Regions from separate parts of the Mus musculus genome. Here regions 2 and 3 are each linked to region 1. Evidence: chromatin loops called from intact Hi-C (ENCODE). Cell type or tissue: left cerebral cortex. All regions are shown on one strand. Region 1 overlaps Cep85l (centrosomal protein 85-like). Region 2 holds the start of Nus1 (NUS1 dehydrodolichyl diphosphate synthase subunit). Region 3 holds the start of Slc35f1 (solute carrier family 35, member F1).

What was found. Peaks named below come from ENCODE experiments on the same cell type or tissue, not always from the same donor. Only the 100,000 strongest peaks of a DNase experiment are listed, where the experiment ranks them.
Region 2: a loop joins it to region 1, with 2.4 times the contacts of the local background. A loop is called at or near these places in 2 of 42 quality-filtered maps.
Region 3: it touches region 1 in a loop (2.4-fold over the local background); 2 of 42 quality-filtered maps call a loop at or near these places.

The regions. Positions count from the first base shown.
Region 1 is chr10:53,301,928-53,309,927 of GRCm38, forward strand. All of the region lies in intron 5 of Cep85l (centrosomal protein 85-like), which reads right to left. Among named protein-coding and RNA genes, the nearest start is that of Gm19395, 26 kb to the left of the region's middle. In left cerebral cortex, a CTCF peak has its summit at 4,194 (motif pointing left); a DNase peak (open chromatin) is centred at 4,143.
Region 2 is chr10:52,413,989-52,421,988 of GRCm38, forward strand. Nus1 (NUS1 dehydrodolichyl diphosphate synthase subunit) reads left to right here and starts at 3,559. Exons shown (of 5, transcript NM_030250.2): 1 at 3,559-4,180. The coding sequence starts at 3,754. In left cerebral cortex, a CTCF peak has its summit at 3,414 (motif pointing right); DNase peaks (open chromatin) are centred at 3,467, 3,816, 4,461, 4,655 and 1 more place; H3K4me3 peaks cover 2,880 bases; H3K27ac peaks cover 1,676 bases.
Region 3 is chr10:52,685,431-52,693,430 of GRCm38, forward strand. It overlaps Slc35f1 (solute carrier family 35, member F1), which reads left to right and starts at 5,071. Exons shown (of 8, transcript NM_178675.4): 1 at 5,071-5,739. The coding sequence starts at 5,567. In left cerebral cortex, a CTCF peak has its summit at 4,981 (motif pointing left); DNase peaks (open chromatin) are centred at 5,113, 5,727 and 5,891; H3K4me3 peaks cover 2,556 bases; H3K27ac peaks cover 1,594 bases.

The DNA.
Region 1 (8,000 bases):
CACACAGCAAAAATTTAATAAAAGGCAGCTACTATTTGGCTTAAAAGCATACTCAAAAACGGAAATAATGTATTACACACCTTCATCATCTAGAAGTGAAACTATTAAGGAGGTAATTAAACACAAAGGAAAAGTGGGGTGTGGTGGTAAATTCTTATAATTCCAATATTGAAAACAAAAGAAAGAGGGGTAGGAGATCAAATCTATCAAGTTATGTAGTTAAGACTCTGTCTCCAAAAAAAAATGCATGAATATTTTCTTCATAAGTAATCATTTCAACTACTTAAACTCAATAAGCCTTAATAGACTGGCTCAATAACTAAGATTCATAAAGTCAGGGTTTTTGTCCATAGTAGGGTAATGATTATACACTTGTCTAAAATCATGCCTGGCACCATACTAGAGCTCAAAACATAATCATAGAATGAAAAAAAAAAAGGTCAATACGGTTTCTTTCATTTTAAAAGGTTTGATGCAAACTCTTCTATAGCAAAAGGTGAACCTCTTGGTGTTAACATCTGGAAGGGATGGACAGAAAAATATATGCATTCTTTCAGATGAATCAAGTAGAGTATTAAATTAACAAAGAATCTGCTATTAATTCAACATATATTTACAAAGCATATTCTGGTAGGTGAAGATTTTAAAGCTAATACAGTTACAGAAAAGGGTTCAGAAAACACAATTAAGACTAAATCCTAAGATTGTTGCTAGATGGTAGCTAGGGAAAGGTAGTATATAGAAGTGACTTTGAACAAGGTCTTAAGGCATTATGGTTTGGCTAAAAGACAGGCATCCATTCAAATTGTGAGCAGGAATATTTCAATGTTGCATACTCTGGCATTAGCCTTTATGAATTCAAATTTTAAAGGAGAAGCCTTAGACAACTAAAGCACAGGAACCAATATAACAAGGTGGATAAATAAAGGCCACATCAAGTACAGAGGAAGCACTGAGCAAGAGGGAAATGAAGAGACATTTGGAAAATGAATAACTGTGCTTTACTGGGGTAGTGGCTTTTGAGACATTTCTTTAAAAATAGGTGAATTCTGCTGTGTTGATTTTTTTTGTTTGTTTTGGTTTGTGTGTGTGTGTGTGTGTGTGTGTGTGTGTGTGTGTGTGTGTGTATGTGTGTGTGTGAACTTTACACAGACCTACATATTTTTGGGAATAGGGCATCTTAATTGAGAAAATAACTCCATAAAACTAACCCATAGACAAGCCTGCAGGGATTGTCTTGATTAATGATTGACTGAAGGGGTCTAGCTTACTGTGGGTATTGGCATTCATGTGCAGGTAGGTGGTCATGGGGGAAAGTAAGAAAGCAAACTGACTCTTTGAGTTCCCTCTCCCCAGCTTGGGCATTTTGGCTAAGGTCACCTCTAATGAGTCCTGAGAGTGTCTTACTTCCTGGGTCTCTGGTACTCTTTAGAGGATCCCCCTTCCTGCCACCATCCACCTCACCCCCAACCCCAGGCTGCTTATCACCATTCATTCTCTTGGCCCTCTGGGCTTCTCTCCTGCTCCCCCATATCTGATCCTGTTCCCCTTTTCCCTGCTTCCATCCAGATCCCTCTTTCCCTCTGCCTCCTTCCCCCTTCTAAGTGGGACTGAAGCATCTTCACGTGGGCCTTTCTACTTGTTACATTTCTTACAGTCTATCGGCTATATCCTAGGTATTCTATACTTTTTGGCTAATATCCACAAATTGGTAGGAGATGAGACCCAGGGATGGCGGTCAATGACTGGAATGTAAATAAATAATTTGAAAGAAAGAAAGAAAGAAAGAAAGAAAGAAAGAAAGAAAGAAAGAAAGAAAGAAAGAAAGAAAGAAAGAAAGAAAGGAAGGAAGGAAGGAAGGAAGGAAGGAAGGAAGGAAGGAAGGAAGGAAGGAAGGAAGGAAGGAAGGAAGGAAGAAAGCAAGCAAGCAAACTGAGCAACCCAGGAGCCTACTTCAAGGCTTCTGCTTCAGTTCTTGTCTCAAGGTTCCTGTCTTGAGTTCCTGCCCTGACTCTTTCCTCTTAAAGTACTTTGGGCCATGGTGTTTTAGCACAGCAATAAAAACCCTAAGACATCTTCCAAGAACAAAGAAGAATATCCTGGAACAAATATTAAAGCAAAGACAGAACACACAGAGTGTGATAGGTTACAAGACAGAAATAAAAAGGAAAACTGAAAATATTTGGGGACATTACAATAGAACCCCCAATACTGAGTTGAATCTCAATTTCTAAAAAATAACAACACAGAAATAGTTTTAGGTAAATAAATTGATTTTTTTTTGGTTTTATAAATCTATATATTCTCTACGTTTAGGCTTGTACCTAGTTTTGGTGGCAGGAAAGCAAAGAAGGGTCCTAGTTTCACTTTGTTGCTAGATAAGCCACTCTAACCAAAAGCAAATTGAAAAGTGTTTGCCTAATGCTTCCAGGTCAGAATCCATCATTAAGGGAAATCAAGGCAGGAACCCAAGACAGGAAACTGAGGCAGGAAACTGCTTGCTGGCAGTCTCTCTGGCTCAGTATAAGGGTCATGCTTAGCTAGATTTCATTCATAGTTCGAGACCATCTACCTAGGGATGGTGCAGTTCATAATATTCTACTTTAATAAGCAAGACAACACTGCACAGGCATGGCCACAAAGCAATCTGAGCTAGGCAACTCAATCAAGACTTTCCTCTCAGATGACTCTAGGCTTCATCAAGTAAGGCTAACTAGACAAAGAGACAAAAGAACAAGAGTGCTAAAGCAAGGCCCGGGAATATAGCTGTCATTATTTACTAAATAACATATATAACACTCTTATTATCAGGGCTATTGAAACTGGACTTAAGATCAGTTACAAATGTGTATGCAGGGTCTAGGGCAAACATTAAAAAAAACTATTAAAATAAGATGAAAATATTCATATAAAATGTTTAATTAAAATGACAGAAGAGAAAAACTGTGTTACAACAAAACAGAGTAACACGATAGAAAATATTTACACACATGATAACTTATTAAATCAATCAGACCCACAATCACTATAAACATCCTTGATTTAAATGCACCAACTTAAAGGCAAAGATTGCCAGAATGCATCAATGTGTCTTATATGAGAAGCCCTTATCTAATAATACAAAACAGTCTTTAGCATAAAAGTGTACCAAAATACCTGGGGTGGAGTGAGGGATGGTGACAGAATGGCAAGAAGAAATACTATAGTCAGTATAAATCCACTATAGTCACTGGAGGCTTTCAGGCTCGTCAGGGATGGCAAGCCACAGAAGGCAGAATGGCAATGAAGACACAGTTGCTCGCATCAAACAGCCAGATGACTGACATACATAAATTACTCATTCCTGCACCACACACTTCTCAAGTTCCTTTGAAACAGTTACCAGGAAATCAACATTCTGGTTCATAAATCACATCCCAAAAGCTGAAAACTCATGAAAATACATGCTATCTGAACACAGGTAAGTTACACTAGAAATCAGACACACACACACACTTGAGACATCCCAAAATAAAGCAGTAATAAATAATATATGACTTAAAGAGGAACTCTAGAGGGAAATATAAAAAGTCTCAGCTAAAGTATAACTGAGAATTTGTGAAATAAATAAACTGTGTGATAAAGTGGTGCTCAAGGAAATTTATACCAAGAATATAAATAAGAAAGATGTAAAATTAATCAACTAAATCTCCAATTATAGTGAACTAGAAAAATTAGAGAAAGTTAAATCCAAAGTAAAAAAGGAAAAGTAGAGCAAAAAAAAAAAAAATCAATGAAATTAAAAATAAGATAGAGAAAATTCAAATCAGTAATTCTTAAGGTAGGCCAGGAGAAAGCAATTAAAGGTGACAGAAATGACTAATGCCAGATATGAAAGAAGGAACATAACTCTAGATCCCATAGAGCTCCTCCATGCCCAGGAAACTTCATAAACTCAGTGAAATGGAACAGGATCAGAACTCACATATAAAAGAAACTTGGAGTTCTTTAATATATTAGTAAAGAAGTTCATTAAATAAGTAATTAGTAATACTCAAACAGAAACTAAACCATAACAACAACAACAAAGAACGTAGGAGAGGAAAGTGATAGAGAATCCGGATCATCTGACCTGGGGGCATGAGTCTAGATCATACAGGACAAGGGAAAAGCACAAAAGAAATCTGTAATAAGCTCGCTTAGAGAGCCATCTACTGGCCTCAAACACTGTTCAGATACCTTAAAACAAAACAGAATAAAGCAAAACAAAACAAAGCCATGCTTTTGTTAATACAATTAGTGAAATGATTGTATAATACCAGAACAACATTTATTCAGAATGAAGTTATAATGAAATGTTGAATGGTTCTACTAAAAATACTGTTTTCAAAGCAAATTACACTAGTTATTTAGCACAATATATTCATATTGCTATACTATCAATCTCAGGATTATCCCACAGGGACCTGCTGCTTTGCAATTGAAACCAAAGTAGATTACACGGTAATAAAATATTATGATCTACGTGGAATCAAAGTTTAAAAAAGGAAGCTAGATCACTATGTTAATGTCTGTACCTTGTATAAGTCTTAGAGCTACTTGGTTTTTAGTATTTTCTGATTTCAATGTCTAATTGGTTTAATTTTTTACAAATAACACATGAAGAAAAAATTTGCTTAAAATGAATTTTGACATCTACGAATAAAATAACAAAAATAATTCCACAATCAAAACCACATTATCTCCCAAAAATGTTCATTTGTCACTTTTTAATCTCAATAAAAAGATCAACAGATTTTTCTTTTGAAAAAAAAAAAAGGCAGTTACTAAATGTATATAGAAAAAGATGCAAATGAGTTTTAAGGAGGAAAAAAATCCTCTTAAAGAGAGAGAAATAATTGAAGAAAGTGGCCATATAAGTTTAAGACAGCACAAACCCTATGTCTGTCTTTCCACTGGATTATACAGGCAAGCTAGGCTTATTCATAATTCTATTCCTTGGTCATAGTCCTTTGCACAGATCATGTGGCGCTTATCCCTGGTGGATACATTTGCATTACAGTTCCTACATGTGTAGCTCAGGGAACATTGCAGAAGAAGGAGGCAGAAAAATTTTAACAGCGAAGATATCAGGAAATCTGCAGTGAAACAATCTCTCCTAGAAACGGCTGTGTTAACAACATCCAAACGATGGCAACACCAATGGGCTTGTTAACACGGAAGGAGAAAGTTTTCATGGGTTTCCATCCCTAGACAAGAACTACAGGGCAACTACTACCTGCTGGGAGAAGGATAATTAGCCTCTCACAGAGATGAGTACCCTATTGGATGTCTAATGAAGAGTGGTAAGCCTTGAAACTAAACAGACTCCCCAGGTTTTATTATATATACATATATATACATATATGTATATACATATATATATGTATATATATATATGTGTGTGTGTGTGTGTATACAAATACATATGTATTCATATAATAAATACTGTCAAAGCAATAGACATTATCGATTTTAGAATGGAGAATATGGAAAGGCTTTGCATAAGGATACTAAGGGGATGGAGGGGAAAGGGAGAGGGGAAAGTGGTGTAACTAATTTCAGTTGAAAACAAAAATTATATCAGGAAGGAGTAGATAGACATGTTCTATTTTAAGAACCATGAATTCTGAAGCTATCGTTTTTGGACCTCGAGAGTTTAACACTGTGCTTGGGATACTGAATGTTAAACAGGCTCGCCTATAAAGGTGAAACTCATTTATAAAATATTCCGTAAAATTAAGGAAACTTCATAGTAAAAAAATAAAGAAATGAAAGAAAGGGGATTTACAAAACAAAATAACGATTAGAGTGATCATCAGTGTATTTTTTATATATGAGTGTTTTGTTTCCATGTATGTAAGTGTTCCACATGCATACAGTGCTCACAGAAACCAGAAGAGAGCATCAGATCCCCTGAAACTTGTATTTCAGACACTTGTGAACTACCAAGTGGGTATTTGGAACTGAACCTGGTCTTCTGCAAGAGTATCAAGTGTTCTTAATCTTGGGGCTACCAGATTTTTAGAGTTCATTATTTTGTCAACTGGAAAGTCTCTGGAGTGTGGTTTATGCAGCATCCAATGGTGGCAAAGTAGAACTTGCTTCCATGTGAGACAGTTCAGAAGAGTCAGGGTAAGGCGATTCCAAACAAAGAGAGTATAGCTGGAAAGTCACAAACTGAGTAATAGGACAGACATGAATTGGGGGAAACAGAAGGGCAACATGAGTGAGAAGCCTCATCCAGAGGGTAAGCCAGGCAGCCAATATGGAAAAAGATGAGTAGACCCAGTCACAAGACAGTGCACACCTCCTGCAAACTGCAAATCCACTTGAGGGTTTTAGTGAGAATGATTTTTTTTTTCAGGATGGGTCAGCAGTGGGGAGAAGTTCCATTTTGTCATTACATGTGGCTTGGAGGGGTGTCCAGGTGCCATTTTGACAGAGAAAATGTTATTTAAAATGAGCTACTCTGGGGATTTGTGAACTAAGAACAGACAGTTGTAATTAAGGGAGACAGAAGCCAATATGAGAGCCCCAAGCTTAGAGGCAGCTATGTTAACAATGAAGAAGAAAGGACCAGACAAGGACAAGTCTGAAAGTGGAAGTAGCAAGGGAGTCAGGCAGTAACAGGTATAGAGCAATGTAGCCCTATCCTTAACATCAAGTCAGTGACCTCAGCACCCTGGAACCTTGAGGTCTACAGTACTGAATCTGAGGTCAGTGGGTGCATCAACCTCTAGAGCTATCCATAATCATAAAGTTCAGTGGCATAGACCAAGAAACTGAAGTATAAAAGATTATAATGGCATCCATAGCCAAATCCTTGTGGCAAGCAATATTTAATGCTGAGTGGGTTATGAAAGTACACAGTCAGGGCTGCCTATATACATCACAGTGCTGTGTTTGCTTCCTGACTTACAATGCATTTGGGAGACACCTTCCATGTGTGGCATTAACTACCCCAGAGTTTACAAATAGGGTTTTAGAGAGTGGGAGAACTGGTCTACCTCAGACACTACAAAGCTAAAACTGGTGAGCAAAGGCTAGTATGAAAAGAAGAAAAACTACTGAAGATGGCACTGCCAGCCCAGTAAAGCCCAGCAGCAGCATAAATCAGAGTAAAGAGGAGCATGGGCAAGCTCAATCTGCTGGACTAGATTGTGCATGCCTGGAAAATAAAACCATCTCAACTACAGGAACATGGGGAAGGTTAAACGTCATTTGAAGAATAAATGGGTAAAGAAGAAGTCAAAACAAATCTATTATTTCCAACACAAAAAAAACCTCTAATGCCAATAGCAGAGAGAAAATAATTATAAAAAGAATAAAGCATATCTAGTTACCAAGAAAAAAGAGCCAACAAATGACAGCAGTTAAAACTTCATCTTAAGGCGAGATGGCCCTACTCATCATAACCAAGAGAACCAAATGAGTAAAACTGGAGAGTAAAGGAAGCTGCTCCCAGATTCCACTGAGGTCCAGGTAATCATTGGGAAATACTTTGAAACTGATAATTCATAGACGAAGAAAATCTACCAGAAATAAACTCCCAAACACATAATTCAAAATTAAAACTAAAAGATATAAACATATCCATGAGAGAAAAAGTAGTCTGCAGTATTAACAGTTTCCCACAAAAGGAAAGCCCAGAACCAGACAAGACCATCCCTGAAGTCTACCAACCCTTTAAAGAAAAGCTAATGCTAGTACTCTGAAAGCTAGTCCTCAGAACAGAATGAAAGCAACACCACCAAGCCACTTCTACAAAGCCAGCATGCCTGACACAAAGTCACATGAGAACATAACACCAACCCATGTGCCATGATGAACCTATATCTGAAAGTTATCAAAAAAAAAAAAAAGCACTTAGAAACTAATTCAAGGATATAGGAAAAAGATAACACGCCATCACCAAGTTGTTTCCTTCCAGAGATTACAAAATAAATGAACATATACAAAACAACAGATATAAAATATAC
Region 2 (8,000 bases), 890 kb before region 1:
TTTTCTTTTTTAGGCCCAGGGACAATGACATTTTACATATTCCACAATTGTTTCTTGCAAATATGAGTTGTTTTTATTTTATTTTATTTTATTAGATATTTTCCTTATTTACATTTCAAATGCTATCCTGAAAGTTCCCTATACCTTCCCCCTGCCCTGCTCCTCTACTCACCCACTCCCACTTCTTGGCCCTGGAGTTCCCCTGTACTGGAGCATATAAAGTTTGCAAGACCAAGGAGCCTCTCTTCCCAATGATGGCCGACTAGGCTATCTTCTGCTACATATGCAGCTAGAGACACAAGCTCTGGGGGTACTGGTTAGTTCATATTGTTGTTCCACCTATGGGGTTGCAGACCCCTTTAGCTCCTTGGGAACTTTCTCTAGCTCCTCCATTGGGGGCCCTGTGTTCCGTTCTATATATGACTGTGAGCATCCACTTCTGCACTGGCATAGCCTCACAAGAGACAGCTATATCAGGGTCTCTTCAGCAAAATCTTGCTAACATATGCAATAGTGTCTGGGTTTGGTGGCTGATTATGGGATGGATCCATGGGTGGGGTAGTCTCTGGATAGTCCATCCTTTTGTCTTAGCTCCAAACTTTGTGTCTGTAACTCCTTTCATGGGTAATTTGTTCCCTATTCTTCGGAGGAATGGTAGTTCAGAATAGCAGCTGAGCGTGAGAGACATTCTCCGAGGGCAGAGACGGGCCAGAGTTTGGGAAACACTGCCAGATGAAGATTCACAGTGTTTTGCCGTGCTGTGCCACTGTATCTTGGATGCGCTTTTACTATTGCCCCAATCTAATGAGGCAAAACTGTACCCACACATCTAATTAGACAAGGTGCACTTATTATAGGTAGGCAGAAGGAGACAACAGAAGTCTAGGACTCCAAAAAATCTGTCCAGAGAGAATGGAATTTTCTCTTTTCTTTTCTTTTCTTTTCTTTTCTTTTCTTTTCTTTTCTTTTCTTTTCCTTTCTTTTCTTTTCTTTTCTTTCTTTTTAAAAAATATCTTATTTTAATTAATTTTTTCTTTTCTTTTTAAAAAAAACATGTATTTATTTATTATATATAAGCATACTGTAGCTGTTTTCAGACACACCAGAAGAGGACATCTGATCTCATTATAGATGGTTGTGAGCTACCATGTGATTGTGGGGTTTGAACTCAGGACCTTTAGAAGAACAGTCAGTGCTCTTAACCACTGAGCCATCTCTCCAGCTCTCGAATCTCTTTTTCAAATATCTCATTTCCACTGTAGATGAGGCACCACAGAAAGTGGCCTGTGCAGAACTTTATAATCTGGACTGCTTGCTAGGTGCTGAAGAACATCATTTCTACCGGAGTATTAGAATAAAGACCCAGTTGTTGAGGCTAGTACTTCAGTGTCCTAAGATGTTACATTCTAAACACATTTACAGTTATTTCTGAGAACTCTAGGGAAGCAGGAGAACTATGTCAGTCCAAAGTGACACAGAGAACTGTCCTGCATAAGACAATTCTGTCCCTAGTCTACTGAGAGCCACAAAAGCAGCATAGTGGTCCTCCACTGCTCTATCCCATTAGGAAGCTGAACATCCTTAGTATAAGAGAATCGCCTACCTGCTTCAGCTATTTTAGAAGGAAATCGGCTGCCTAGAGGTAAAGGATCCATGAGACTAATGGCTTTAATCTTGCCAGAGTAGGGAGCATGAGAGCAAAGAGCTAAGCACATCAAAGAAACATGATAGGGTGGCAGCTGGGATGGTCAGGTTTGGTGCCTCTGGGACAGTCAGCTAGGTCTCAGTGAGTGTCTAGCAGCTTCCCTAGGACATCATCTGGGCTGTAGAACATTAAGCTGCAGCCAGTGCAGAAGACTGCATTTTGCTGTTGTTCATGGTCTTCCCCCTCTTCCACTACTTTATCTACTCTCAGAAGAGCTATGGCTATCAGACCAAGAGGGAGAGAAGTGTGTAGGGCGTGCCTCAGCCTTAGCTGACACTTGTAAATGTCTCTTTTATTTCCTCAGAGGAAGGGATGAGATGAGAGCTGTACCCAGGTTATATGGATACATGGCTTGGAATGAACCCAGAGTGTTTCCTTCTCTGTTCTAAATATCCCTAGATCTATGCCTGGAACCTTCTAGCCTCCATACAATCTAATCTTCTGAGCTGACTGATTCAATCTGGCTTCTTACTGAATTGCTCTGACTGGCTTCATACTAACTTTGGCAATATGTTCTAATATGTTCTGACTCTCATTCTCTGACTCATTCTGTCTTCACTTGTATCTAGTTTGTTCCCTCTGTAACCTATCTCAGTAAAACTGTTTTTGTAAAACTGCCATACACATATACTACCCACCTCCCCACTCCACCTCTCTCTCTCTCTCTCTCTCTCTCTCTCTCTCTCTCTCTCTCCTCCCTCCCATAACTAGCATCTGTTTCCTGTCTGTTTTTCTGTGAGTTGGACGTATCCTATCTCTCACTCAATTTTTTTCCTGATTCATAACTTTGCCCTTCAATTAAACATCAATTTCAAACATGGATGCTTCCTTCAACAAACTAGCCTTATCTTCATTGTCAGGGATTACAGGTATGTGCTAAGGGAGTGTGTGTATTCCAGCCAGATCATACTGTAATCCAGTGTGGATCATGGCCAGATCATATCTTTGGCTACGGTTATTGAGAGGAGCCATGTTGCCCAATTAAAATTCCTCCACAGGCATTTCCTGCCAAAGGCAACAAAACTTGCAGATGGACATGAGACTCACGTTTTAAACTAAAGCAAAGCAATTCTTACAGAAATGAGACCAATTAAAACAGGTGACAATGGCCAAAACATTAAGGCCTGTAGACATTTCCTAATGGGAAAAGGGGCTATACAGTAAAAAATATGTCTGTATTACACAGATCCAACTGTATCTGGGCACTGATTCTCTTCTCAGAGTGGCCACATTGAATCAGTTTCGCTTTTCTGTATTTACCTTCTATTGTGTCATTGGTCTATGAAGGACAGGTGGCAGAGCTTGATTTGTTAGGGACCCTAACAGTGTCAGACCCTAACAGTCTGTTTCCAGGTCCTATGCTGTAGGACTTCATTCCCATTCTGGGACGTTCTATTCTCGTCGGAAGATTGGACAAAGAACTGTGATGAGACCTCTCCAAGAACACTTGAGCCTTTGGGGACAAGAACACTTCTGTTTGGGGACCGTGGTCGATTTCCAGCATCTACACTTGCTGATGCGGTGGTGGATTCTCTCTGTGTAACTTCCAGTTCATTTAGATTGCTTTTAACTCCTTGGGAATCGTTTCTGTCATGGCCGTGAGGGGGAGATAGGCAACAAATCTCAAGCTGCAGATCCTCCCCTCAGTCTGAGGAACAGCCCAATCATTCCATAGGAGAAAGGCTAGAGGCGTTGGCGCGTCGCCCTCCTCATCCCCAGGGGGCGCCAGCGGCCCGGAGCCAGCCTCATTCTCAAGCGCACGCTCTCTTTAGCAGTGCGGTGGCGGCTCCAGCCACGACTCCCGGTCGCGTCGGAGTTCCCCGGCAGCCAATCAGAACTCTCCATGTACTAACGGGGGCGGGGCTGCGGAGGGCGGAGGAAGATGGCGGCGGGGGCTAGGTGAGGTGTTGGCAGTGGCGAGGGGCTCGGGCGCGGGGGGTGGGGGGACGCGGAGCGATGGCCCGCGCCGGCCGCTGGGGCGGATAAGACCCTGTCGCGCCGCGGGTGTGGGCCGGAGGGAGGTGACGGTGCCCGAGCGCCACAGGAGTATGACGGGGCTGTACGAGCTGGTGTGGCGGGTGCTGCACGCGCTGCTCTGCCTGCACCTCACGCTCACCTCCTGGCTCCGCGTTCGCTTCGGCACCTGGAACTGGATCTGGCGGCGCTGCTGTCGCGCCGCCTCCGCCGCGGTCCTAGCGCCGCTCGGCTTCACGCTCCGCAAGCCCCGGGCCGTCGGCAGGAACCGGCGTCATCACCGGCACCCGCACGGGGGACCGGGACCGGGACCGGGACCGGCCGCCACCCATCCTCGGCTGCGCTGGCGCGCGGACGTCCGGTCCCTGCAGAAGCTGCCGGTGCACATGGGCCTGTTGGTCACGGAGGAAGTGCAGGAGCCCAGCTTCTCAGACATCGCCAGCCTCGTGGTGTGGTGTATGGCCGTGGGGATCTCCTACATTAGCGTCTACGACCACCAAGGTGAGGCCGGGTGGGAGGTGGGGTGACCGAGGCACTTCCGAGTCTGAGGACTACGTTTCTAGCTAGTTTGTTCCCGGTCGTCCTGCGAGGCCGCCGCCCTCTCCAGGCCCTGCGAGTTTCGGTAGCCCTTGGCCCTTACACTGTGCTGGTGCTTTCGAGGAAGGGAGATCAGTCTTATTGAACGTTGACGTTGACAAAGTCTTTAGATTTGGTTAGTGTTTGTAACATGTAAAAGATATTTAATGTAGTCCGTTAAGGGAGGTGGTTTTCTCTGGCTTTGTTTCACGAAAGAGGGAGCTGACGTTCAGAACATTAACTGATTTGCCCAAGGTCATAAAAGTAACGGGGAGTTAACCAGTCTGTGCGCTCTTCAAAGTGTCTCTTCAAGGGGGTTCAATGAACTCATCTTAAGGGCGACCAAGCAGTGGCGGCTTTATACGTGAGCTGCATTGTAGGATTTCCAAATGAGCTCTCTTGGAGTTAGGTGGCATTTGAATGGGGTTTCTGAAAAGTGTGTGAGAGTTTTGATAGGCCTGGAAAAAGGCCTGAAATCACGTGTTGCCATTTCACCTTAGAGGCCAGTACAGTACTAGATACACTTGTGTTCCTTCAAGTAATCAAGGCAGTGGATTTCACCACGGGTTTGTTAAGGACAGAACTCAACACTTACTGCATGACAAGCCTAAAGCGTTAGTTATAATGGCAAATATATTTCTTGGAATTTTGCCTTCGTCTCAGGCTGGAGGGGAGAAAGGGACACACTCACAGAGGTGATGGATGACATTTGGGGAGTGTTTCTACTAGAAAGGAGATTCTGAAAGGAGGAACTTGAGAGTTGGGGTAGAGGAGATGAAATGTTAGTAGGGGATTGAAGACCAGGAGCGAGATAAAGAGGAGGCTCTAAATGTCAGCCTTGCATTTCCGTCAAGTCTAAGTGCCTTGGTGTTTCCTTAAAGCTAGAGATGGGCTGAGTAGGGTGAGTCAGGAGGATTGGTATGCAGGAAAGAAAAATGACGGCTTTCTTCTCCGGTAAACTGCCTGCATGCTCCGGAGAAGCAATTTTGAGTTTTGCCTTTAAATCTTTGTCAGCTATGTATTTGAGTTTGGGGTTTGGTTGGGGTAATAGTAACCTCTGACTACTTTATTCTCTTTTACAGCTAGCAAGGAGGATGACTCCCCAGGAGTCTGTCATCTGAAGTGATAATTTGCCCTATAGGGTAAAGTGCAATATATTCAGAGACTGACAATACAGAGTTTCCCGAAGGACTCATGAAACCAGTAGAAGTCTAGGAGGCGACATGGCCCTTGCCTGACCCAGTGCAGTCAGTAGTGTGGGATATAATAAGACAATAAAAAAGGAAATCAAAGGCATTAAGTAACGTGGATTGACGTACATCCAGTAGGAAGGAAAGCTAGAGCTGAGTTGTTTGACAAGACTGCTTCCAAGCAGGAGTTCACAATACATCCACACTTCCTTGTTCCTGCAGTTCCTGTTACTCAATTTCTGGTGTGATTCAAGTCCTGTGTCATATGCTCTTTGAGGGAAAATTATTAGCAAGGAAAAGAAGCCAACTTAAGCCAAGTTTTGACCTAGAACTAAATGGGGATTTAAGGGGCATTTTTTTTTTTTAACTGAATAGACTTCAAGGATTCTGTGTGCTTCTGTAGAAGCACTTTGTTTTAAAGGCCATAATTTCATAGTTTGAATAAGAGATCTTTACATATCCTGGCTTTTGACTGGTTCTTTCTTTCAGCAAGCCCAAGTTGGGTGTATATGAAATAGCATAGCTTTCTAAGCATGAGAAAGCATGCAGGAGTCAATGAGAACAGAACATAACGAATACATCTAATATAAGTGTGCTGGACAATTTATAGTTTTAGACACACAATGGGGAAAAGATAGGGGAGGGGAGAGGAGGTGATAGCCGGAAGGGAAAGCTCAGGTTTGAAAGTACAGAGAGACCTTGGAATAGGTAAAGGTGTTTAAACGTTCTTCTGTTTCCTCTAGTATGCCTCTATTTAAGATTGTTTTGCTATAGATATTTAGAAAAGTTTTTGTGTATTGACATGTACATAAACGAGAAAACTTTCAAGGAGGGATAGCTACTATATATCAATGCAGACCCATATGTAAGTCGTGACAAATGAGTACGAAAGACCAGGGAGAGAAACGGGGAAATCCCCTTGAAGTGCTGTTGTCCCCCGGTGGCTCTAGGAAGAAGGGAAAGTGACCTTTGCATTGGAACTCCCAAAGGTACATAGGATTAGGAGCTCAAACACTCCCTTGTCCCTCCCTATATGTGAATTGGAAATGCCACCTCTTTGGTGGCTTTCCCATTAGATTTTCCTTAACGTGTTGAATTGGTCATTGGGAACAGTGAGTATAACAGGTAGGCTTCTGTAGCAGAATGTTGGAAAACAATGTAAGATGAATGCCCAGGCAGCTGTTTTGCTCATATGTTGTAGAAATCTATCCCAAAGTTCAGTGTTTTAAAATAATTACGTGTTGACTCAGTACAATTGGGCAATTTTCCTTGCAGTCACTTACATACATAGATTGCAGTCAGTCAATTGGCAGAGACATAAAGGTTGCCATGTGTCATCCATTTTATGCCTGATTCATAGTGGCTGGAGTGGAAGAGATGGTCACCTGTCTTCATAAGGCTACTATAGGCTTTTTTATATAATAGAGACTTCAAAATGATCCACTTGCCTTCAGATCAAAAGTTCTGAGAATCAGACCAAATCTGCAAGGCCTTAGGACCTAGTTTAAGCAAGCAGTCACACTGTCTGTCTGGAATGAAGGCAGTAGATTTTACTTCTCAGGGGGAAAATGGCTTATGCCTCAAGGTAGAGCTGAAGGGTGTTGATAGCAGCCACTGTGGAGACAAGCCTATGATTTAATTTCCCCCTAGCCTACATCTCATCAACCTCACATCTGTATTTAAATACCATTCATTCTGATTATGATGGGCTATAGGTTGCTTTTAATTCTTAGACTAAAATACCCATTGACATTTACTTTCATTTGTCTCTTCCTGTGAACCAATGACCAAGTTTGTTTGCTTTTGTCTTGGTAGGCTGGCCTCCAACTTAAGGTTCTCCTGCCTCAGCTTCTCTGCTGCTGGGATTACAGGCATGGGTCTGGTTTTTAGTTGTTTGTTTATTTATTTATTCTGAAGTGAGTTCTTCACCTGGAGTGTCTTATGTTTTGGTGGTCACTCTGGGGATTGAACTCTGGGCCTTTGGCACTGTAGCCCTGAGCGATTCAGTTAAGCCTATGTACTTCTTCATTATACTTGCCAACCGTTTTGATTATGCTAACTTCTGCTGTATTTATTCATTGAAAGTTAAAGTTTTCTTAGAAGATTGGTCAGGAAATTTTGAGCTCACGGTTCTTATAAGGAGAATTGACTATTTTATCTGTGTGTTTATGATTTAGAAAATGATTATGATAGGAATTGTGTTTAAAAAAAAGTGTTTCTTAAATGTATTTGATGATACAGCCTTGGGGCTCTTCTGCTTTTTTGTGTTCACTTGAAGTACACAGTGCTCCAAATAGTCGGGTTGGGTACCCCTTATTGCCCAGTTGGGTTGGTACTACGATTACAGTAGGTCTGTTTAGGGGAGTTTGAGAAAGAGTCCTTGAACGTTCATGGCACCACTGACTCATCACACTTACTGATCAGCTGAATTAAGGTATTCCAACCCAGGCTTTGCTATTTTTATCAAGCTACTTATGTGGTGCTTCTGCACTCTGGAGTTTGACCTGAACGTAGAACAAAAGGTACTGTGCCACTTGCCTTATGTAAGAATAATC
Region 3 (8,000 bases), 620 kb before region 1:
GGCTGTCCTGAAACTAACTCTGATGACCAGGCCAAACTCATAGAGATCTGCTTGCCTCTGTCTTCCAATTAGAGGTAGGACTGGGATTAAAGGAGTACGCCACTACCTCTCAGCCACCTACTACACTTTTAGAAATGGTACCCTTTATAGAATGCATAGATATTGGCCGGGCAGTGGTGGCAGACACCTTTAATCCCAACACTTAGGAGGCAGAGGCAGGCTACATAGATAAACCCTGTCTTGAAAAAAATAGATATTTTAAATCTATTAAAGCATAATCTGACCCTGCATAATTGGACTTCATCCACAACTATTAAGGATTAGGAGGTATGGACTTATTGAAGTAGGTATGGCCTTGTTGGACGAAATGTCACTGGAGGCGGGCCTTGAGGTTTAAAAGCCTACAGCAGGCCCAGTGACTCTGCTCCTGTTGCCTGCAGATCTGGATGTAGACGTAACTCACAGCTACTTCTCCAGTACCATGTTTGCTTGCGTGCTACCATGCTCCCCACTTTGATGACAATGGACTCAAACTCTGAACTGTATGCAAGTCTCAGTTCTTTCTTTTATAAGAGTTGCCTTGATCATGATGTCTCTTTACAACAATAGAACTGTGACCAAGATAGAAATTGGTGCCAGGGACTAGGGTATTGCTGTGACAGGTCTGATACCGTTGGTAGAATATGGACTTTGCATTAGGAAAGCAGTTGAATGCATTAAGCACAGTTTAATATTTTGATATTTTGGCAAAGAGTGTGGCTGCTTTTGCTCTAGTCCTAAAATATCTGCCTGAGGCTAAGTTGAAGAGTTTTGGCTGAGGCTATTTAAAGACAGCCTAGTATTTACAGTGTTGTGTGGTTATTTGTGGCCACTCTTATTAGAAATCTATAATGAAAAGGAGCAAGTTGAGCAAGGAAAAATAAAAAAAAGTACAGTTTGGGGAGAAAAGGAACACCAGGGAGTAAAATGGAGCTAAGTATAATGTCTAAGGAGATAAAAACTTTAAAGAAAAGTCAGATGATAATGGGAATAGAGGGAGGAGTGAGCTCAAGGTAAGACCTCACCCAGCCAAGATTCCAACTTGTGAAAAGGAATTAAAGAAAAATTTAGGGAGTGCAGGAAATCACCAACAATAGAAAGCTGATGCAGATGTGATTGAACCAGGGGGACAAGTTCCAGCCCTAGGAAGCAGAACTTAGCATCTTTGGTCCTGTGGCTCTGGCTTTAGAGTCAAAGATACAAGAAAGAGGCTATGGAATCTGTTCAGCTAGGACAAGCTGCTGAGGCCAGGCATGTGTCAGGGATGTCCCCACAGAGGTATAGAGAGGTCATTGTGTTGAACTGTGGAGGTGACAACTGGATTGTGTTGGAGATGCTAGACTTGTAGAATACCTGCCAAGGAATGCTGTTCACAGGGAGTGTAGCCAGTCCAAGAGAAAGAGATCGAGAAGTGTTTTACAGTCAACAAAGCTGAAAGAAGGTGGAGATCTGAAGATTCTTTGACGTTAGACATGGAGATGCATGGAGAGTTTGGAGGTTTTCCACCTTGTTTTTCAGTCTTGCTTTGGTCCAGTATGTTCTCACTGTGCTCCCTCACCAGCCCCCTTTATATTGGTCATATACATCCTATGCCATTGTATGTTGAAAGTATGTGGTCTGCTTTTTTAAATTTGACTTTACTGGAGCTTATGGTTAAGAGATAGCCTTGAGTCTCAGGAGAGACTTTGAACTTTTAAACAGTGTTGATACTGTGATAGTCTATGGGATCTTTTGAAGTTGGATTGAGTGCATTTTTGCACTAAGATGTGGCTACAAGCCAATGGGGGCCAGGGAATGGAATGTGGTGGTTTGAATAAGAATGATATCCATAGGCTTGTATTTGGATGATTAGTCATCAGAAACTGGCATTGTTAGGAAGGATTAGGAGGTGTGGCCCTGTTGGAGGAAATGTGACACTAGGGGGTGGGCTTTGAGTTTCAAAAACTCCAGTTAGGCCCAGTGTATCTCTTCCTGCGGCCTGCAGCTATTTCTCTTGTACTGTGTCTTCCTGTTTGCTGTCATGCTTCCTGCCATTATGACCATGTGTTAAAACTCTCTGAAACTTAAACAAGCCCTAATTAAATGCTTTTTTCTAAATCAATTGCCTTGGTTATAATACCTCTTTATAGCAATAGGACATTTACAAGGATAATGTTTGTGTGTGTGTGTGAAGAGTGTGTGTTAGATTCAATAAGACATAAGAAAAAAAGGTTATTAAGAAAATGACGGAAGGGAGATATATGGGCTATGTGATATTTGTAGCAACACAATTTAGGCAACTCCTCAGTAATTTGGTCTCAAGTTCTTTGGTGGCATGACTCTGATATTATTGTCATTGTAAAGCACAAGTTTACCCTATGCTAAACTCGTCAAAATGCCCAGTGGCTTTAAGGTTTGGATTTTAGGCCAAACTGCATATCCTTCCATGAGTTGAAAGACTTTAAAGTGATCAACACTATACAAAAGTGTAGGTGAGCTAATAGCCAACTTCTGCTTCCTTCAGGTATTCAACAGGGTCTTCAGAACTCTGCTCAGATGATGTACAGGAGGAAAAATTCCTGAATGGGCTATAGACTGGATATGCAGGAAGCCACCACTAAGTTAAATTTTATTCTCACCCCTACCCCAATTTGTTAAGAAGTTTTGGAGAATTGATTTGAGACAGAGAAAGCAGTGGTTGTGTATCAGGGAAGAAGGAAGACAAGTTTTCTGTATCTTTTCACTTTAATTCCATGTCAGACTTACTGCTATGGTATTTGTACCCTTGGCATCTGTTTTTACCTTTACATAGCACTTAGCTATTTAAGAGCTAAGTGTGGAACACAGAATCTAAGAGGTTCCACCCATCTATGATATGAGATAATCCAAGGTCTTTTCTCACCAGCAGGATTAGAATTTTATACCTTGAACTAGTTAGGGTTACTATTGCTATGATGAAACACCATGACCAAAAGCAGAGGAAAGAGTTTATTTGGCTTAGAATTCCACATTATTGTCTATCATGGAAGGAAGTCAAGGTAGGGGCTTAAACAGGGCAGGAGCCTGGAAGCAGGGGCTAACACAGAGGCCATGTAGGGGTCATGCTTACTGAGTTGATCTTCATGGCTTGCTCGGCTTGCTGTCTTGTAAATCGCAGGACCACCAGCCAACAGGTAACACACCCACAATGGGTCAGGCCCTCCCACATTAACCACTAATTAAGAAAATGCTCTACAGGCTTGTATGCCCAATGTTATGAGGGTATTTTCTTATTTGAAGGTCCTTCCCCTAGGGTAACTCACGTGTTGAGTTGACATAAACTCGCCAGTACCAGCCCATATCCTATTTCCTCATCCGTGTTTTCTCCCTTCTTGACTCACTGGATATTTAGAACATTTGGATTTTGCAGTTCTTCTGGAAAAATGATCATATATATATATATATACATATACATGCAGGCTCAGAAGTGCAGTCAAAGGATTGAGTAGCAATATGCCAAAAACACTCAAAAGGAATCTAGCCAAACATGAGGAGGAGGGCACTGAAGCAACCAGTCATTTAAGGGAGACACTTGAAATGACAATGAATGCTCTTTTAATAGAGATATTCTTACTGAGATTTGCTGCCAGGTCCAGCTGAAGTGAATTTTACTCATGTCTGCTATATTTGGTCATTTCCCAAGGGCAAACTCATTGCAATCTATTGGAATTTTAATATTCCCAAGGTTACAAGCCTTGTTCTTGTTTGTAGTAATTCTTTCACCTGTCCTGAAAATCTGGGGTGAATATTCTAGAATGAAAAGTCACTAAAGAAGGCATGGGGTGATGTTCTAATTATAAAATGGAAAGTGTTCCAAGCTGGGTAGAATTTTGTAGAAAGGGGCCCTGGGGACAGTTCAGGTAGAAACTGGGTTTGACAGATACTTAAATATAGACAGGAGAAGTTTTGTACATTTCTGTCTATCCAATTTTTTTAATGACAAGAACCCCTATTATGATACAAAGGACTGGCTTCTTTTTGTCCCACCCACTGCTCTTTTGTCCCTCTTTTCCCTGTTTTGAGAATACATCGTCTACTTTTGAATGTTATTTTTCTCTGAACATCCTAAACAGATGTTTTCATTTGCTAGTCTTTAGAGCATTTGGATTTAGTGGCAGTATCAATGTGCTTTCGTGTGAACAAATATACCTGTTAAACTTACTCAATAGGATCAATTCCCTATTCTGCAGTGAAGTGGGCAAAACTTAAATGCATATCATTCTTGTGGCAAGATCCTTGCCCAGGCAATCTAGATTAAGAGGCATCTGAAAAAATTTCCAGAGTCAATAACTATTTGAAATGCAGATCAATAGGTATAAGGAATGTCTGGGATAAGGTCCATTGGGCAGAAAGTGGGCTATGATTTCAGGAGCTAACAAAGTTATTTGTTTGACAGCTGGAGGACCTTGAGGGAGCCATCAGGCCCTCTTGATGGGTAATTTACTTCATTTAACTCTTACAATGCCATGGGCAACTCAGGAGTAGCCTTGTCCTAGAATTTAAAAAAAAAAAACTTTCTAGGATCTCTGTTATTTTCACTTTCCTTCCACAGTGCTCTGTTGCCTAAATGGAGTTGTTTTGGGATGACTTAGTTTGCTTTTCCCAATTCCCAGCATGCATTTTTAGTGAGAAACTGTTTTACTTCCTTTTTCCTCCAGGTCCATTCTAGATGAGCATAGTTGTGATATTTAGGGTGCTTAATTTGTAGCCTGGACCAACAAACTGTCTCTGGGTTGTGCCTCTGTCCCGGGCCCATGGTGCTGGATTCTGCAGAGCCTCCGCAGAAGCAAGAGGAATCCTCCCCAATTTCACAGGGAGGATGTATCCACTACTGCACTTAAAAGACAAAAGTACCCACCACCAATCACAGCATCCTAGACCAGGGGCCTCTTTGGATGCCAGGAGGAGGGTTGGGGACACCAAGGCACCTCCGGAGCGCCCTCTGGCGGGGAGCAGAGCGTTCATCCCACCCCCACCCCCCTCTGCCGGCGCGGCGCCCCCGCCCGGCGCTCCAGGTTCACTCTTGGTTTCTCACTCCGTGAGACACAGACGGCAGCTTTCTAAGCGAACCCGGCGCCAGCTGAAGCGGCGCCACCACAACTGCCACAGCCAGGACAAGCCCTAGGCACTGGGAGAGAAGACGAAACCCGGCAGCCCCGTTCCTCTCTCTGCACGGTCCTTGCAGTGGACCCGGCAGCTCCGGGTCCCCGCCGACCCCCTTTGCAGCCACTTGGCGGGGTGTGCCAGGACTTGGTTGCAGCTCCGGCGGGAGGTGGCAGCGGCCCGGAGAGAGGGTGTGCAGCCAGGACTGGGTAGCAACCCGAGAGCACTGGGCTGGGAGGAGGCGGCCGGAGCCCGCCGGTGTCTCCCGCTTCGTCGCTTCGCAAGCGGCACCGCCTCCCCGGGCCGGGGCCGCTTGGCCGGGTCCTCTGCTTGTTCCCGGGCCCGGAGCCCGCGCACTATGTGCGGGGCAGCGTTCTGATAGCCATCCACCTCCGCCTCCGCCGCGATGATTCCCCCCGAGCCTCCGCAGCCCCAACTGCAGCCACCACCTCCACCGGCCCCGCCGAACCATGTGGTGACCACCATCGAGAACCTGCCAGCTGAGGGCAGCGGCGGCGTGAGCCTGTCCGCCTCCTCCCGGGCTAGCATGCGCCAGAGGATCCGCAAAGTGCTGAACAGGTGAGCACAGGCTCCCAGTGGGGACACCAGGGACAGGCACTGCAGGCGCCTAGCCCGCGGACCCCTTTCTCCCCATCCGACGTGTCCCCGAGGTCCTTTGGCACTGGGTCCTAGCCAGGGGAGAGAGCCAGGGCTCGCTCTCTTTCCCTGCGCTCTCAGAGAGGCCGCGACAGCTTTGTCCTGACGCTGGGATCCCCCAGTGGTCGGGCTGCAGGCAGGTCCGGAGAGCGAGTTGGAGAAAGGCGGGGTTGTTCTACCTGCAGATGCCCTGTGTGTGTCCATGCTCACGCCTCGCATCCTCACGTTGTATCACTTCCCCTTTGCACTCTTATCCCAGCTTTGCGCTTTGGGGACACCCCCACCCCACCCCAACATGGCCCGGGCGGAGGCGGGAAGGCCCCGGGCTGCGGTGATGGCGTGGAAGTCGCCAACCTCACGCTGTCTTTCGCTCCGCCCTGGTGGCACTGATTCCCCTCCCCAGGGGCATAAGGTGAGGATACCCCCACCCCCAACCCCAGACAGAAGGGGAAACACTTCTGCCTGACATTTCACTCGCTGTGCAGACTCTTGATGGCTTTTGGAGTAAGAAAAAGAGGCTAGAGGCCTGGGCCAGACCTGAACAAAGTGCAAGATCTTGCTAGAAGGGTGTGTGAGAATCAGGTGCCTAGTTACTCTGCTTCACACTGCCCTGGTCTCTCTGCTGGAATCTACGTAGTGGGTTATTAAGGACAGACATGTTTTAGGACGAGGGTACTATTGACAAGAAAGTAGAATTTCCTGTAGTACCCTCATTCAGCTCTGATGTGAAAGGGAGTTTTGCTACTTAACTAACTTAAATGATTGACGAGCTGATAGACAAAATCCACACAGCCAGTTGTGAGAGTGTGTCGTTTTCAGGGTTTCTGTAGGGTAACCCTTCCGATCTTATTATTCATACAGGTTTCTGTGTGGTACCGTTTTCTGGTAACAGTGATTCCCTGATCACTCACTTGAAACTGTTTGGGTCATAAAGCTTTGCTGAGAGTACAAATATATGTAAAGAAATAACTTGAAAATATTTTTATTTGGTGGGAATGGTTGCATACAATTCAAAAATTCCTTGTTACGATCTAATGATCAACAATAACTTATTTATAGGCATTTCTACTACCAAACAAGAGTTCACTCTTCAGTGAGACATAAATTGGCAATAGAAAGTCCAGTTTTTACCTTATCATTTGTAGCTTTGGCTAACACACCCCCAAATATCGCATTTAAAAAGACGATTTTAAAATGATAAAAAGCAAAAGAAATAGGGAAGATAGTGTGTGTGTACTCTGTGAATACTTGCCATTTTAAAGTCGCAATATTTTAAACAGAATACAGTCTTAACTATTAAATTATTATTTTTCTCATCAAAGTAGAAAACACCAATGCTATCATTCACTTGTTATTTTTGAGGTCATTCTGCATATATAATGAATCCTATTGCCAGGAATGAATAACTGACAGAGGTAGGTTTGAAGGGACTTGGGCACTCCTTTGCCTCTACCTAGCCACAGGGCTTGCAGCAGAGACATTTATCTTCTCTGGTCTTAGGCTCTTCATCTGTGGAATGTGTTTAGTGACACCTGTCTGAACTCTCTATCATATCATGCTTTTAAGAATTAGATAAAACTGAAAAACTAAACTGTGGAAAACGGAAAGTTTTAAATATCTTTTATTCAGCCCAGTTTTTTGCTTTTTTGTTTTTTGTTTTTTTGTTTTTTTTTTGTCTAAGACAAGTTTAAGAGCCACATAGGTAAAGAAAGTGAACTCATGGCTTTCATGGGTAGCACATTGCATTTTACTGAGCCTTATGTGAGCCTTCTGTGGCTTGAGTGGCATTATTTTCTATGTACAGAAGAAAAACTGAGACTTAGGTCTGGTTAATGACATTTTTATCTCAAAAATATGGAATGTGAAGCAAATTCTTATTTGTCTCTCAAACTCTTCAAACATTTCAGAATCATTCTTTATATTATAATAACTTTCCTCATTCCTGAAGAGATAAGGGCACATTATTCTTTTGAAAAAGGGACTAAAAATTTTGAAAACACTTTAAAAATTGTGATGGAATAATTTTGTTTGCATAATAGATTTGGGTTTTGTGACAGTATTGTTTCAATAATATTGGTAGCAACTCCAGATCGACCAGGCTCCTTCCTATTGGTCAAGTGTGATTGGTGAGGGTTGGCAGTGTTTAGATATTGTTCAGCTTGTTAAACCATCGTAGAATGATG